3 separate regions of the Homo sapiens genome follow, and all the other regions are linked to region 2. The links are chromatin loops, found by intact Hi-C in ENCODE. Cell type or tissue: sigmoid colon. All regions are shown on one strand. Region 1 overlaps LOC105373456 (a long non-coding RNA gene). Region 2 overlaps LOC105373456 (a long non-coding RNA gene). Region 3 overlaps LOC105373456 (a long non-coding RNA gene).

Evidence for each region. A loop is a pair of places that touch in the nucleus more often than their neighbours do. Peaks named below come from ENCODE experiments on the same cell type or tissue, not always from the same donor. Only the 100,000 strongest peaks of a DNase experiment are listed, where the experiment ranks them.
Region 1: a loop joins it to region 2, with 2.4 times the contacts of the local background. A loop is called at or near these places in 2 of 110 quality-filtered maps.
Region 3: it touches region 2 in a loop (8-fold over the local background); 3 of 110 quality-filtered maps call a loop at or near these places.

What each region holds. Positions count from the first base shown.
Region 1 is chr2:18,790,456-18,792,955 of GRCh38, reverse strand. All of the region lies in intron 4 of LOC105373456 (a long non-coding RNA gene), which reads right to left. Among named protein-coding and RNA genes, the nearest start is that of NT5C1B-RDH14, 200 kb to the right of the region's middle. In sigmoid colon, no CTCF peak of the experiment used is centred here; DNase peaks (open chromatin) are centred at 625, 1,255 and 1,585.
Region 2 is chr2:18,888,636-18,891,135 of GRCh38, reverse strand. All of the region lies in intron 4 of LOC105373456 (a long non-coding RNA gene), which reads right to left. Among named protein-coding and RNA genes, the nearest start is that of LINC01376, 140 kb to the left of the region's middle. In sigmoid colon, no CTCF peak of the experiment used is centred here; a DNase peak (open chromatin) is centred at 965.
Region 3 is chr2:18,975,198-18,977,697 of GRCh38, reverse strand. All of the region lies in intron 5 of LOC105373456 (a long non-coding RNA gene), which reads right to left. Among named protein-coding and RNA genes, the nearest start is that of LINC01376, 51 kb to the left of the region's middle. In sigmoid colon, no CTCF peak of the experiment used is centred here; DNase peaks (open chromatin) are centred at 787 and 1,117; H3K4me3 peaks cover 594 bases; H3K27ac peaks cover 1,374 bases.

The DNA.
Region 1 (2,500 bases), 98 kb after region 2:
CGCGCGCGCAGTGGGGCAGAGCAGCTCCCTTTCTAGGGTCTGGGCACACTTTGCTGCAGGAGCCTTTCCAGTAGGAAGACTCAGACAAGCAAGCCCAGCTCAGGTTTCATGAGGCTTCATCTTGTCTGAAGGCTGGTCACAGAGCAAAGTCGGGTATATTTCAGAGGCTGATTAAAGCTCTCACAAATGCCAGCTTCTATAGTTTCAATAACTATTAATTTAAAGAATATATTTGCCTGGAAAAAAAAAAGAAAAACATTGCAAACCATTCCTGTTTTATCGCCGAGAGGGTCCTTCCTCTGCACAGATTCTTTCCTTCATCATGAAGTGAGCAAGTCTGAGCTGGACAGTTATCAAGGTGGGGCAATTATAGGAACTGGGGCCAGCTTCTTCCAATTAGGTAACTGTGCACAGACCTTTGCCATGGTGACAGCAAAAAAACTACCGCTCAATCCCCCATTCCCACTGTTCAAGTGATAAATGACCCTCAGGCTTCTCTCCCCAAAGCCAAGCAAGGCCTGTCTCTGGACAAAGGCCAGGGAAAACAGAAAAAGATTTATAAGAGCCAAAAGCAGGGTGAAGAAGAGCTGCAGGGCATAGGGGAAAGACCAGTGAGAAAACATGGTGCGTTTTAGTAGCTGCATGTTACTTTATGAGGACTGGGTTGGGTCAGAGGGGGAGTTGGGGATCTGGCGAAGAATAAGTGGCCATAGTTAAATAGCCAGGCTGGGAGAGCTCTGTTGGCCCTGCTCTTTGGAAAGAGGGAGCTCCGGACTGCAAATCTCAGCCTGGCTCTTTCCTTCACCCCAGTTCTTTCTAAACAGACACCACTAAAGGAATGTATTTAAAACTAAGGAGACAAATGGAGACAGAGAAAGAGTGGTCATGTACTGCTGAGATTAAAAGGCATGATGGTACAATTAAAGATATTTACCAGAGAAATTTGAGCCCCATTACATGCTGGCGTACAGTATGTGAAGAAGAACTGTTTTATATCATTAAAGACAAAAACCAGGTCTATAGGTAAGCTTTAAGAACAATAAACATCCTGAATTCAAGAATAAGTCTGTCAAATGAAGGGATATTGATTTTGGAACAAGGAATATTATGTCAAACAACATTAGTTTAATTGATCTGAATTTAGTTTAAGTACTAAAAGCATTTATATACAAACAGCAAATGAAAATTAACTGCAGCTGAGTCTTGCTGCTTGTTCTCAGGGGTGCGGCGCGGATGAGAACCTGGCACCGAGGAGGCCTGGTTGGAGTCTTGAACACACGGAAGAGCTGGGGTTTCTTCCCAGCACGACAATGAGGAAGGCAATGTGCTTTCTCTCAGAGGTAGGAACATTTAACACTGGCCCTTGACTTCTCAAAATACACAAATACTGTTTCTTGCTCTGGAGGAATTCATAAGAGAACAGGGGTGAGACAAGGAATGAGTCAGTCCCTGAGTACAAGAGAGGCTTCTGGTCCGGAGGTGAGTGAATGAGACAGTCCCTCCTCTGCCTCTGACTGCTTGGCCCCATCTGAACCAATGTCTTAATAAAGCCTGCCTTTGCTCTGCACAGAGCTCTCCCTTTCAGCTGCTGCCAGGCCCTCGGAGACCCAGGTAGAGGTTCCAGGAAAGTCGGTGGGCATGGGGCCAGAGACAGGACAGGTTCTCAAGAAACAGTACCAGCTTTAGTCCCTCCATGAGGGTAAAATGGAGAAATAATTCAAGAGTGCCCAAACCCACTCCTTTCTTGTGTTCTTGTTTTCTACTAAGAAAAAGGAAAGAAAGGAAAGAGAGAAAAAAAGAAGGAAGGAAGGAAGAGAGAGAGACAGAGAAAAAAGAGAGAGAGAGAAAGCAAGCAAGCAAGCAGGGAGGGAGGGAGAGAGGGAAGGAAGGAGGGAAGGGGAAGGGGAAAGGGAAGGGGAGGAAGGAAGGAAAGAACCACTTTTTTTTTTTAAATCTCTTCCCACATTGATCCCATAGAACTCACTCTGGGATGGATCTTGAGAATGTTCAGGAAGGGCTCAGCGATAAACCCAGGGCAGAGATGCACATTTTCTATTTTGTTACTAAAACTTCGTGTGCAAAAATAAGCGTGGTTTGGGGTTAGGCAAGGGAAAAGCCAGTGAACCCTTTGGAAGTGCATCAACTTGTCATAGGTCCATGTGAATGGCTGAGGGTGTGAAGACTTCACTATGTGTCAGACTCATTATTTAATGTCCAGTCAGCTTAGGAGCCAACCATGTTTCCACTTTGTTTTCCAAAGGCCTGACAAAGGCCCTGGGGTGTTATTTTGTTTACATATTGCCACCTGTGTACTCTCTCTGAAAGCCAAATCTCCACTCCAAGATCAAAGGGCAGCTGAGTCTTGGACCATTAAGTGGAGCTGGAAGAAAGATCTCTCCACCTCCAGCCTTCAGCTTTCACTCAAACCACAGATTGTTCTATGTTGTAAGATTTATAGCTTTGCTTGTGAACATGATCACAAAAACCAACAGAAATAGCC
Region 2 (2,500 bases):
TATTTTGAATTACACATAGTTTTATTAAATTATATTATCAGACTGTGAGCTGTTTAAAAGGCCAGAACTATGCCTGATTAAATGCTACATCATCCAGCCTTGTTGCCATCATGGTAACGAGCATAATTCTGAAATGTCATTATGCCTATGCCTATGCCTAGTAAATCATAGGAAGAAAGTACATGCTTGCATAAAGAAAGATGGGTAACGAAATATATCTGAGTTGAATTTTTGTTATATACTTAGTTGTATCTTTGAAGAAAGGTATTATACAAAAGAAAAAATATTACTATCATGAATACAGCAGTTGAGTTTGGTGCATGTAAAATTTTCCCAGCAAAATACTTCTGGAGGTAAATCTTAGGTTGAAAATCTTGGATCTAAAAAGGCTTACCTCCAGCAGAACTTTGCTGGGAACATTTTACATGCACTAAACTCAATTATCTAATTTCATCTTCTCAACAATTCTGAGGAAGTGGTTACTATTCACGTATTACAGATGTGTAAACTGAAACGCAAAGTAGTTAAAATGCTGACTTGGAACTATATCAGTACTCATAAATTTAAATGCTTTGCTTTTCTCTCTGGTACAAGGAGTTAGCTGGAGAGGAAAAGGGCAAATAATATGACACAAGGTGCCAGAAAAGAACCCCTATACCATTATCTGTGCCCCTATCCTGCCCCTGATACGAGAAAACTATCAACTTTATGGAGGGAAGTAGTATGATTCTGTCTTAACCTCTAGCTTTTTCTTTGAGTTTGGGCCCTTCCTTTAAGGAGAGGGCCATGAACTCCCAGAGGTCCAAGAATTCCTCCTGCTCCTGGTCACTAGGCATGTCTTGGAGTAGGGATGATGGTGTATAAAACCCTACTGGCAAAGGAAAAAATATGACTCACGGTAACATGTTGATTTCCATTGGAGCAGCTGGAGAGAAACATGGTTTCTGCCAACATCCACTGACGTCTCTTTGTGCCAACCTCCCAAAATAGAAATCCCTGAGAGAAAACAGGAGCATCCCTCAGAAACACAAGAAGTCTGTCTGGGGTTTAGTTACATATAAAGATTATACACTGAGCATCTAGGCTTCTGCAGGCCCCGCCCTGTGCTGAATTCTCACCAGGACTCCCTTCTTCTGCCCTCAGTCATTCAGCAGCCAACAATGCTCTTGGTGATGGGTTTCTCTTAGAAATGCTTCCCATTCTAGAGAAATAAAGTACCACAAGCATGAAATTGACATTTTGGCAAGTAGTGCCATTTGCCACCTTTCATCTTCCCGCAGGTTTCATTTTATTTAAATTAAGTCTTTCTGGTGAACTGGGGCTATTAACCCACCAAAGTAAATAAGAACTACACACACCAAAGGTAAAACCTTAGGCAGAGACAATGGCATTGCTAGCTTATTTGCTATTCCAAGTGACATTTCCTCAGATGTTTGCCGCCCTGCTGTGCAAACATAGCTACACATGAAATAAAGTAAAAAGAAAAAAAAATTAAACAGCAGTTAGTGGTTGGATGTTATTTCCAGTTTGGAACCACTGACAGGCTAGCTATAGAAAACTCTTCCCTCTGTTATTACAAATAACAGTTTGTGGATGGTGAAAAGAAAACAGAACTGAATTTTCTTTTAACTTCAAGTACAGAAGCTAGTGTGCCTATCATTACCACCACATTACAATACATTATGGGAGAAGGTCATAGTAACTTTAGAGGGGTTATTTCCATCCATGTCTCTCATCCTCTCAAAATTGTTATACTGGGACCAGGCTGATGCCAAATGCAATGCTAAAGAAAACACACCAAGTTGAAGTGAGCTAATTAGAGAGAATAAGACAGAACCAAAAGGTCAATGCATAGGCCCCAATACTGAAACAGGTTTTTTGTTTTGTTTTGTTTTGATTTTTTTTGCCACAATGCACCCTGACAAAGCAGCGCAATAAACATCCCTGCTTCTCCACTTTCAGTTCTCCCTGTGTGCCCACTAATGATTTTCCTTTCTCCAAGGACCTATCCTTTATCTATCCTTTATCCAAGGACCATATTTGCGGTCATTGTCAATATCCATGGAATCAATCTAGCAGCAAATCAAATTCTTCCACCTCTGTCAATTCATAGAATTATGTTACTACCTCCTTGCACTGATGATGATGGTGATGATGATAGAAAATAATATCAATAAAACAGCTAATATTAGCAGTTTTCTACCTACCAGGGAATTTTCTTATTTAAACCACATAACTCTACAAGTTAGTGATTAGGTACTTTCTTTGTATTTTAGTTATGTGTCTAATTGCTGTCTTCAGATGGAATATACATGATGAAGGATCTGAGTTTACATAACCACAACCTTCAACCCTGTCCCTAGGTAGTCCCTAGTCAATGCAATGAAATAGAACAAATGTCCATGGGAGAGACTCACGTGTTTCAGAATACTTGGGGTATGGTGATCATATCTGCTCTAAATAACCAACAAAGATTACATCAAAACAATAAATATGCATA
Region 3 (2,500 bases), 87 kb before region 2:
AGGACAAGTAAGTAAAGCCAAATGTTAACCGAAATGTCTCCCAGTTGGGTCAGAGTCTGAACATCCCCCTGCAGTGTAAACACTCCAGCCTTGTGCCCAGGAATTACAATGTGGGCCAAGGACTAACTCACAGCTTTCGGTGCCCAATCAGCATGCAGTTAAAACAACTAAAATAACATGACATAAAGACACAAGACACGTTGAAAAACAAACTCTTACACACACATGACAAAGAAAAATACTTGATATTAAACAGCCCCAAATTATCTTCTATTAACAGCTCAATTCTATTGGTAGCCCACCACACTGATGGCTTGAAATCTTCCAGCACTCATTTAAGAGTCTCAGGGAGTCTGATTTACTTCTCAATGGCCCATTCATCCTTTGAACGTTTACTCTGTAGCCTGTGCAGTTATAACCTAAGCTGGATTTCATACATGAAAACTGACCTCCAGCACCCAATATTTTTGCCAAGTCTCAGTGAAGGCTCTTGGAATAATTTAGAGTTTGCCATAATGACAAGTTTAAGATTCAATTAATAAGTGTAGTAATTTATTTTTACTATGTTTGTAAAATGGCTTTAGCCCAACTAATTTCACTCCCCTTCACAGCCAAAAGGCCTAAGATAGCAACGATGATCCTCGCAGCAACACACAACAGGGCAGTTCGCTCTTGGTTGTTTAATGCCACGTCAAACACAAAGATTTCTACAGGACTCAGATGGAGACATTTCTCTCTTGCCTTAGTTTGGGCAAAAAATTGATGTCCTTCAGATAGCTGTAATGGATGGTGAGGACGGCAGAGAGTAATCAGGCCCAGCCCGAGGCAAATGCCAAAAGTTTCCCAGAAGGATAAATCTTGTTTCCTGCCTTACTTCACAGAATTAAGCCTTAAACAAGTCATGTTCTGTGGCTTGGATGCTGTGTTTATATCAGCTTTGGCTCCCTGGCTTGTGGTTGGGAACATTGTATTGGTCTGTAACTCAGGAAGGTTTTCCTGAAGCAAGAAATCACTATGTCGGTATCTTTATCTCCCATTCCATTTTATTTGTTCTATTAATACTGGCAAACGAGCTCTGAATGGTAAGTGGATTCATAGGAGACAGTGACATTGACCAGGTGCAGCTCGCAAAGCCAATGATTTAGCGCTCTGTTTCGGTAACCGTCTTTCCCAGGAGTTGTATGAAAGATGCCTCTTCATAAAGGATTTCGTTTTGGAAAATAATAACAGCACCTCATCTGTGCATGGCTCATTCTCGGTAGGTTCAGGAAAAAATCTTTTCTGTGGAGTTCAGGGTAGGCTGAGACCTTGTGGTCTCTCAGTGTCTTAAATGAAACCAAATCCTCTGGGGAGTGCATTCATTTATGGTTAGTAACAGGCGACTTCCTGTTTCGAAGCAAAATGGGCTTGAAGAGGCTTATAAAAAAGACTCAAAAGGTTTCTTGGACATCAAATGACTCTAGTAAAACATTTCGATGAGTTAAGTGTAAATGTACCAGCAGCATACGGATTAAATTCCCTTCTAAATAAACATTAACAGAGAACATGTTTGGCAAAATGCATTTTGAGTTTTGCAAAACTGAAAACATTTGAAAAAGGAGTGTGAGATATTTGATGAACTCAGAAAGCAGCCGGATTGCCCATCCCATACTTGAATATTGTCTTTGGATGTTCTGCAGATGTCAAATAAATTAGGATGCAGATATTAAGACCAATGTCTGCTGCAGAAATGATCAGCTGCCTGTCAGTTAGGATGGCGTTTTTGTGTATACCCTGTTCGTGTATGTGTGGCTGAACAGAGCCGTGGGGGACCTGTAACCCTTTCCTCACCTACAGGCATCCTCCCTTTCCTGGATTCAGTCCTGTAAGACCTTTTATTATTCACAGCTCTTCCATCTGTTTTGCTGCCTGTGAGATATTTTGGCTTCCAAAGAGGATTCCTGCTTTGCTATATATTTACAATGAAACTTTGGTGTCACCAGGCAGATGACAGCCTTGGCGTTGCTTGGGCCAAGGCCTTTTATCCAGAAGCCACTGTCCTCGTCAAGACTCTTATTATCTCTCACTATCTCTTTTTTCTGACATGCTCCCGAAACAAAATTTATGAATCCTTTGAGATGGTGGAAGTAACGACGGAACAGAAAAGATTAAGGGGAGAAACATTTTAAATGGGCCACCAACTACACTTGGTAACTATTAATAAATGTAGAAAAGAATCAAACGTTACTCTAAGGGTTGAGTTTTAGTGATCGTATCAATGGTGAAGCCACTGAATTAGAGAAGCACCTTTAGAAATCTTTTCCATTATTAAGTCTGATAGAGCAGGAAAGCACACCATTTGTATCCTTTTTATAAAGTATTTGACCCAGAATAACAAATAGTCATGTCACAGGGCAAATCTCATATGATTTGGATGCCATTACCTTGTAGTCTGTAACTACACTGACTTACGATCATTTTGGTTTTGAATGGTACTTGCAGAAAGTAGATTTGAAGAAAA